Linked DNA regions of Homo sapiens: region 1 is linked to region 2. A link is a loop called in an ENCODE intact Hi-C map of the cell type or tissue named here. Cell type or tissue: heart right ventricle. All regions are shown on one strand. Each heading gives the region's core, and the rest is flanking DNA. Links, peaks and the distances in the headings are about the cores only.

The links. Peaks named below come from ENCODE experiments on the same cell type or tissue, not always from the same donor. Only the 100,000 strongest peaks of a DNase experiment are listed, where the experiment ranks them.
Region 1: a loop joins it to region 2, with 2.7 times the contacts of the local background. A loop is called at or near these places in 10 of 110 quality-filtered maps.

The regions. Positions count from the first base shown.
Region 1 is chr7:141,673,320-141,676,235 of GRCh38, forward strand. It overlaps DENND11 (DENN domain containing 11), which reads right to left. Exons shown (of 9, transcript NM_001080392.2): 4 at 748-901. Among named protein-coding and RNA genes, the nearest start is that of DENND11, 27 kb to the right of the region's middle. RefSeq lists an enhancer at 1,448-2,427. In heart right ventricle, for the core only: a CTCF peak has its summit at 1,634 (motif pointing left); a DNase peak (open chromatin) is centred at 1,239; H3K27ac peaks cover 2,500 bases.
Region 2 is chr7:141,730,875-141,733,790 of GRCh38, forward strand. It overlaps WEE2 (WEE2 oocyte meiosis inhibiting kinase), which reads left to right. Exons shown (of 12, transcript NM_001105558.1): 12 at 1-397. All of the region lies in intron 1 of WEE2-AS1 (WEE2 antisense RNA 1), which reads right to left. Among named protein-coding and RNA genes, the nearest start is that of WEE2-AS1, 5.7 kb to the right of the region's middle. In heart right ventricle, for the core only: no CTCF peak of the experiment used is centred there; no DNase peak of the experiment used is centred there.

The DNA.
Region 1 (2,916 bases), core at 172-2,671, 58 kb before region 2:
TGCATAACTCCCAGAAGGTGCTGAGAAAGTGACAGACCATGGTTCTCACTGCTGCTCACACCTTTCCTGGTTCTGGAATCAGCATTCCTCACTTTCCACCTAGCCAAATACTCAGGGACTGCGTCCTCTCCTAAGGCATCTTCCCAGAGTTCTCCCTTGGACTCTTGGCATAATTTCTCTACCAGGGGAGCCCTAGGTTTCCATGGAAATATCCTGTGACCAACCACAGGAGACAGAGAGGGAAGAGAAAGAGGAGATTCATGTTCTTAGTCATATTTGCACCCTTCCAACACCTAACGCTTTGCTGGGTGTTTTGCTAACTGTAAATAGGCATATTCTAGTACCAAAGCCAAAGTACTTCAGGAACAAATACAGAACGAAGTAACATCAGAAGTGTCTTAACTAAGAAATGTCATACTTCTTCATCAGACTCTTCATCTTTAGTTCAAATGTCTAGTGTTAAAATATCAGAAGCAATCAACAGAATTAAATCTATCTTTTCACAACTGGCCTATCACACACGCCTTTATACTATGATTACAGAAGTGTCTAGAAAGCATATTGTTTAAGATAACTTGCCTTATGTTTTAAAAAAACCAAATGCTTATGTTGCAACTCTGTTCTATCAAAAGTAGACATTTTGTATGATCCAAAGACATAAATTTTTTATTCATTAAAAAGTAATCAACAGCTACTATTCCCAGATACAGATCCAGTATAGTGTAAGAAAAGCAGGGCTAACCTCACCTTCATCTCAGGGTACATGTATCGGTGGATGGAAGGCAGCCAGTAGACAGGGGGCAGGCTGCTGCCTCTGCCGGGACCAGCATGGAGCACCCCCTTTTTGTCCTCATAGAAGGCAGCCAGATGAGAGTAATGTCCTGGCATCTCCAACTGGTGCCTGCAGAAAAACACACACACACACACACACACACACACAGTGAGAACAGCCCTGGTCACAGCTCTGCTACCACTCCTACCCTCCGCCCACCTCAAGGGGCTGTAACACTCAGGGGCAAAGGCCCTGACATACTCCAAAGATCCCCATTTGGAGGTTGCTTAGGTCACCTCCTTTGATGTTACAGAAGATCCTTAGGAAAAGTTCAAACATGGGCCTGAAACTCCCTGACAACACCATGGAACACATTCTTTTTCTCATGGGAAACAGACAGAATTAACAGACTATGACTAATGTCTATTGTTCTTGAGCAAGGTACGCCGGAGACTGGGTGCCACTTCCCAGAGAATGGCTGCTTCCTGTGAGAAGGGCCAGCTTGGAAGCCTAAAATTCCCTGCTTAAAGCCGCTCTTTGTTTAGAGAACTCACGCTTGCCTGCTTGCTTTGTTGTTATGGAAGAATACGGAGCTTACCCCAAATGTCTCAAATAAGGGAAAACAATTATTATTGGATGTCATCAGGGCTCATAATTTCTGCATCAAGTATAATAATAAAGAAATAAAAAGCATCAGAATCTCTTCTCTGCCCGCTCCACCAGCTCGGGTCACAGAGCCTGGCTGTGGCTGGCCCTGCTGGCCAACCCCAGACCCCAGAACCCAGAAGGCAGCACCGAAGCCCTGGGCCATTTCAACAGTGGAGAATCCTGCCCCCCAGTGGAGCGCAGGAGCACTGTGAGGACTGTTTGTCACTATATTTAATGGGGATGTTATAGGTTGAATTTTGTCCCCACAAAAAAGATGGGGCCCCAGCACCTCACTCAGAATGGGACTTTTTTGGATAGCATCTTTACATAGGTAATCAAGTTAAAATGAAGTTACTGGAGTGGGCCCTGGTCCAGTATGAATGCTGTCCTTATAGAAAGGGGACTTTTGGACACATAGACACACACATACAGCAAACAGCAGGTGAACGTGACGACAGAGACTGGGATGATGCATCTACAAGCCAAGGAACCCCAAAGATTGCCAGCATCCACCAGCAGCTCAGGGAGAGTCCTGGAACGGATTCTCCTGCATAGCCCCAGAGGGAACTCACACTGCTGAGACCTTGACTTTGGGCTTCCAGCCTCTAGAACAGTGAGACAGTATGTTTCTGCTGTTTTAAGCCACTCAGTTTTGGCACTTTGTTATGCAGCCCCGGAAAAGCCCTAATTGAGGGAGGAATAAAAAGCGACAAAACCCTCTTAGCCCATCTTTATTTTCTCAGTGTCCTACAATTTCCATCAATCAATGAACAAAAAGCAAAATATAGCTTCACTGAGCAAGGGAAACATCCCTAATTATGGTTGGCCCTGGAACAGCAGTGATTAAAAATAGGCACTCCCCGCTGCCACACCGCCTCTGCAAACTGCCACGGTGGCTTACCCCAAACTATGACACAAACTGTTGAGTCAAGATTTTCATCAACCAACTATAGCCTTCTATTCTCCAACCATCTCTACTCCAGAGTGATTTACAGCTCTTATGTCAAAGTGATGACAAGAGACCTTCAGACAAATTTATATTTTAAAAAGGAAAAAAATCATCACTATATTCATATAATGATTACTAATGTAAGATGGATGATAGCGCCAATTTCAGGGCTCCTATGCATTTTAAGTTTTGACAAGGAGGTAGTCCTACTATAACAAATATAGTCCTCCTATAACAAATAACTAGTTGGGAGGAGGTTGCTTGTAGTCACTTAGTTCACTTTTACAAATGTTCATGAGCTAGACAGGAAACCCATGGTCTAAGCTGTGTCTGACTATTCTGAGAAGATGGCAGATTTCAGATACTTTTTAGGGAAGTTTGTCAAACTGACGAAAGTCTGATTCACAGAAAATCATACAAAGGCAATTATGTTCAAAGGTGTTTTTATTAGGATGGAATTTCCCTAAAAAGAACACTGAGAATCATTTTATCATATTTTAATACTACATTTTCTGTGTTATAGGGGGCTGTGTCAAGGGTAATTTAT
Region 2 (2,916 bases), core at 222-2,721:
TTAAAGGAAGAGAATACTGTATTTTTAAATAAAGGTTTTTATCTTGTCCAAAGCCTAATTACAGGTAAAATATCCTTTGTAAAATGTAACTAACAAAGAATGAGAAATTTATGTCGGAGAACATTTTATGAATAAAAGGGTAAGAGAATTGAGTGGGTCAGTAGTAACAGGTCTTGGTGGCAAGTCTCAGCTTCACAGTTCCAACAGTTAATGATGGTCAGGATCTGCTAGAAAATTATGTTGGTCATAAAGGTATTTGATAAGCTCTGTTTGTGTCATCTTAGTGAATGCAACCTGTTAATGATAATGGCTTTTTCGCTGCTTGATTTTCTTCTTTTCCTCATTTTTAAAAGCTAATTAAGTTTTTTTAATTGAATAAACCCTAATACTATTCTTTGTTCTGCTTTGGAGTAGCAGTTCTTTCCATGCAATTAAGTGTGGTGTTGGTCTTCCTATAGCCCATTGCCATTTTTCTTTACTAGGCTCTGTTCAAAATTATAAAATGGGGTTAGTTTATCTCTTGCCACCTCCCCCTCAACACACACACACCAGGCCATGTTCCTTGTAGTATAGTACAAGGTCAACCACAATTTCTGATTTAGAAACAGGGAAATTATTAAGTACATCCAGTGTATAGATGAGAATTGTTTGGTTATATTAGTCTTCTCAGGCATTGATAACTATGACTGTTTGGGTCTACAGCCTCTTCTCTACTGTGTTCCTCAGCCTAGCTTCGCACCTGGTGCCAGTTCCATTGGCTCTGACTCTGGCTCTCTGGCTCCGGCTCTCTGGCTCTCGCTCTCGCTCTCACTCTCGCTCTAGCCCGCTCGGGTCCTCTCTGGCCTACTCGTGCTCGCTCTGGCTCGCTTTCTCTCTCTCTCTCTCGCTCTCTCTCTCGCTCTCTCTCTCGCTCTCTCTCTCGCTCTCTCTCTCGCTCTCTCTCTCGCTCTCTCTCTCGCTCTCTCTCTCGCTCTCTCGCTCTCTCTCTCTCTCTCGCTCTCGCTCTCTCTCTGGCTCTCTCTCTGTCTCTCTGGATCTGCAGCAGCAGGATGTCACCAAAATAGTATGTATCTGCATAGATACTACTGAGTGTGAGGGACTGCGTCTTCACTGGCCTTAGCGTTTCATCCCTTCCATTTCAGTTAGACGCTTATTTCTTACCTCAGTAAGTTTTGTTTTTGCACAGAGATCATTATATAACTTGGAAACTAATTATCACAATTATTTTATTAACATCATTGGGCTGGTAACATTAAAGAAGTTAAATTAAAATACTTTAGAAAATATGTTACTTCTCTATGGATGTATTCTAAATGTCAACACTGACATTAAGGTACCAACAGATACTCTTGAGATCTAGAGGAACACTATTGCGCTCTACTGGTCTAATAAGCTCTAACACATGTACCAGTTTAGAGAATCCATTTACTGAAAGTTGTAGAAAGATGAATATTGAAAGGTATGACCCTTTCAGCCTGAACGACTAAGGCTTTTTATCTCTAGATGAACCATATTTTCAATCTTGAATTAGATAAAAATTGTCAGGTTTTTCTTTAAATTAAAAAATAGCCATAATAACTACTAAGTATTACTAAAATTGCTTTCAAACCATTCTAAAATATATGCAAGTAATCAGTGTAGGTAATAAGTGCTGCAATTTTTCAGTAGTTATGAGGCTTTAGGTAAGCTGATTTAAAATCAAAGTAAAAACCTGATTAACATTTCTTTAAAAATGGATAATTTACAGCAAAACTGTCCAAGGCTTCCTATTTATGATAAAGTATTGCCAGTCTTGGTCTCTACCAATGGATGCCTATAGCTGGAACCTTTTTAATTTAGGGAGAAACAAGTCAGGCCAAAGGTGACTTTGCACCCCTGGGCATTTATGATACACATTTCTTTCTCATTCATCTTTGCAAATGATAAAAAGCCCTGTGTCAGTATACTACTGCCAGGCATTAAAGCTGATTAAAGCCATAATGCTACCTGTCACCACTTCACAGCATTGGGAAGGCCATCTCTGGGTCCATGGATGAACTACACAAAGTGTGTTTATGTGTATCCTATGGAGAGGTTTCAGGGCTTCCTCATCAAAATGCAAAATCTAGGTTTCTGAAAGGGTATCTCTGATACAAAAATACATTGGAGTCACTATTCTAAGTCCTCGATTAAAAAAATAATAATTTTAGGGCTCTTTGAGCATCCTTCTGGGTTCTTCCCAGAAATAAGAATGCTTATTTGAGCATCCCTTCTGGATTCTTATTTCCATACCCTGGCCTGTGGCCTGGGCCCTACTAGCCTGTCCTTGTTTTAAAGTATACTGTGAACTGGATATTCACAAGTTCCTTGACCTCTAAGAGCTCACAGTTAACAGGAGGGATGAGGTACCTTTGTGATCATTTGTTATAAGATGGACTGAGTGAGGAAAGAAAATGAAATGGGAGAACAGAAAGGAAGGACCGTTTGAGTGAAGAAGTCTGAAAGTGTGTGAGGGGAGTGCAGTTCAGATCCTGAGGATGGAGCAATGCAACAGAAGCATTTGTTGTGTTAGGAAGAGGGATCCATTTGATAACAGAAGAAAATGCTTTAATTTCTCCATGACATTTTACATCAAAAAACTGTGTACATTTTATCATGCTTTTCTTTGTCAAAGAAAAAACAACTGAAGTAGCAGCACTGTGACTCTCTCCAGCCAGCAATCTCGGGAGAATGTGTATTGGCAATTCCTGTCTGAGAATTCAGAGTACTCCAGACTCTCCACTAAGATGTTATTTATAAAGTTGTAAGAGTTTGCTCCAGGTTGTCTGTTTTCAATTTGCATGGTGCTTTCTGTATTTTTCTTTATACAACTTCTCCCACACTCCTTACTCCAAAGTATGCAAATAGAAAGGGAGATATTAGTGGCATCATGAAGAA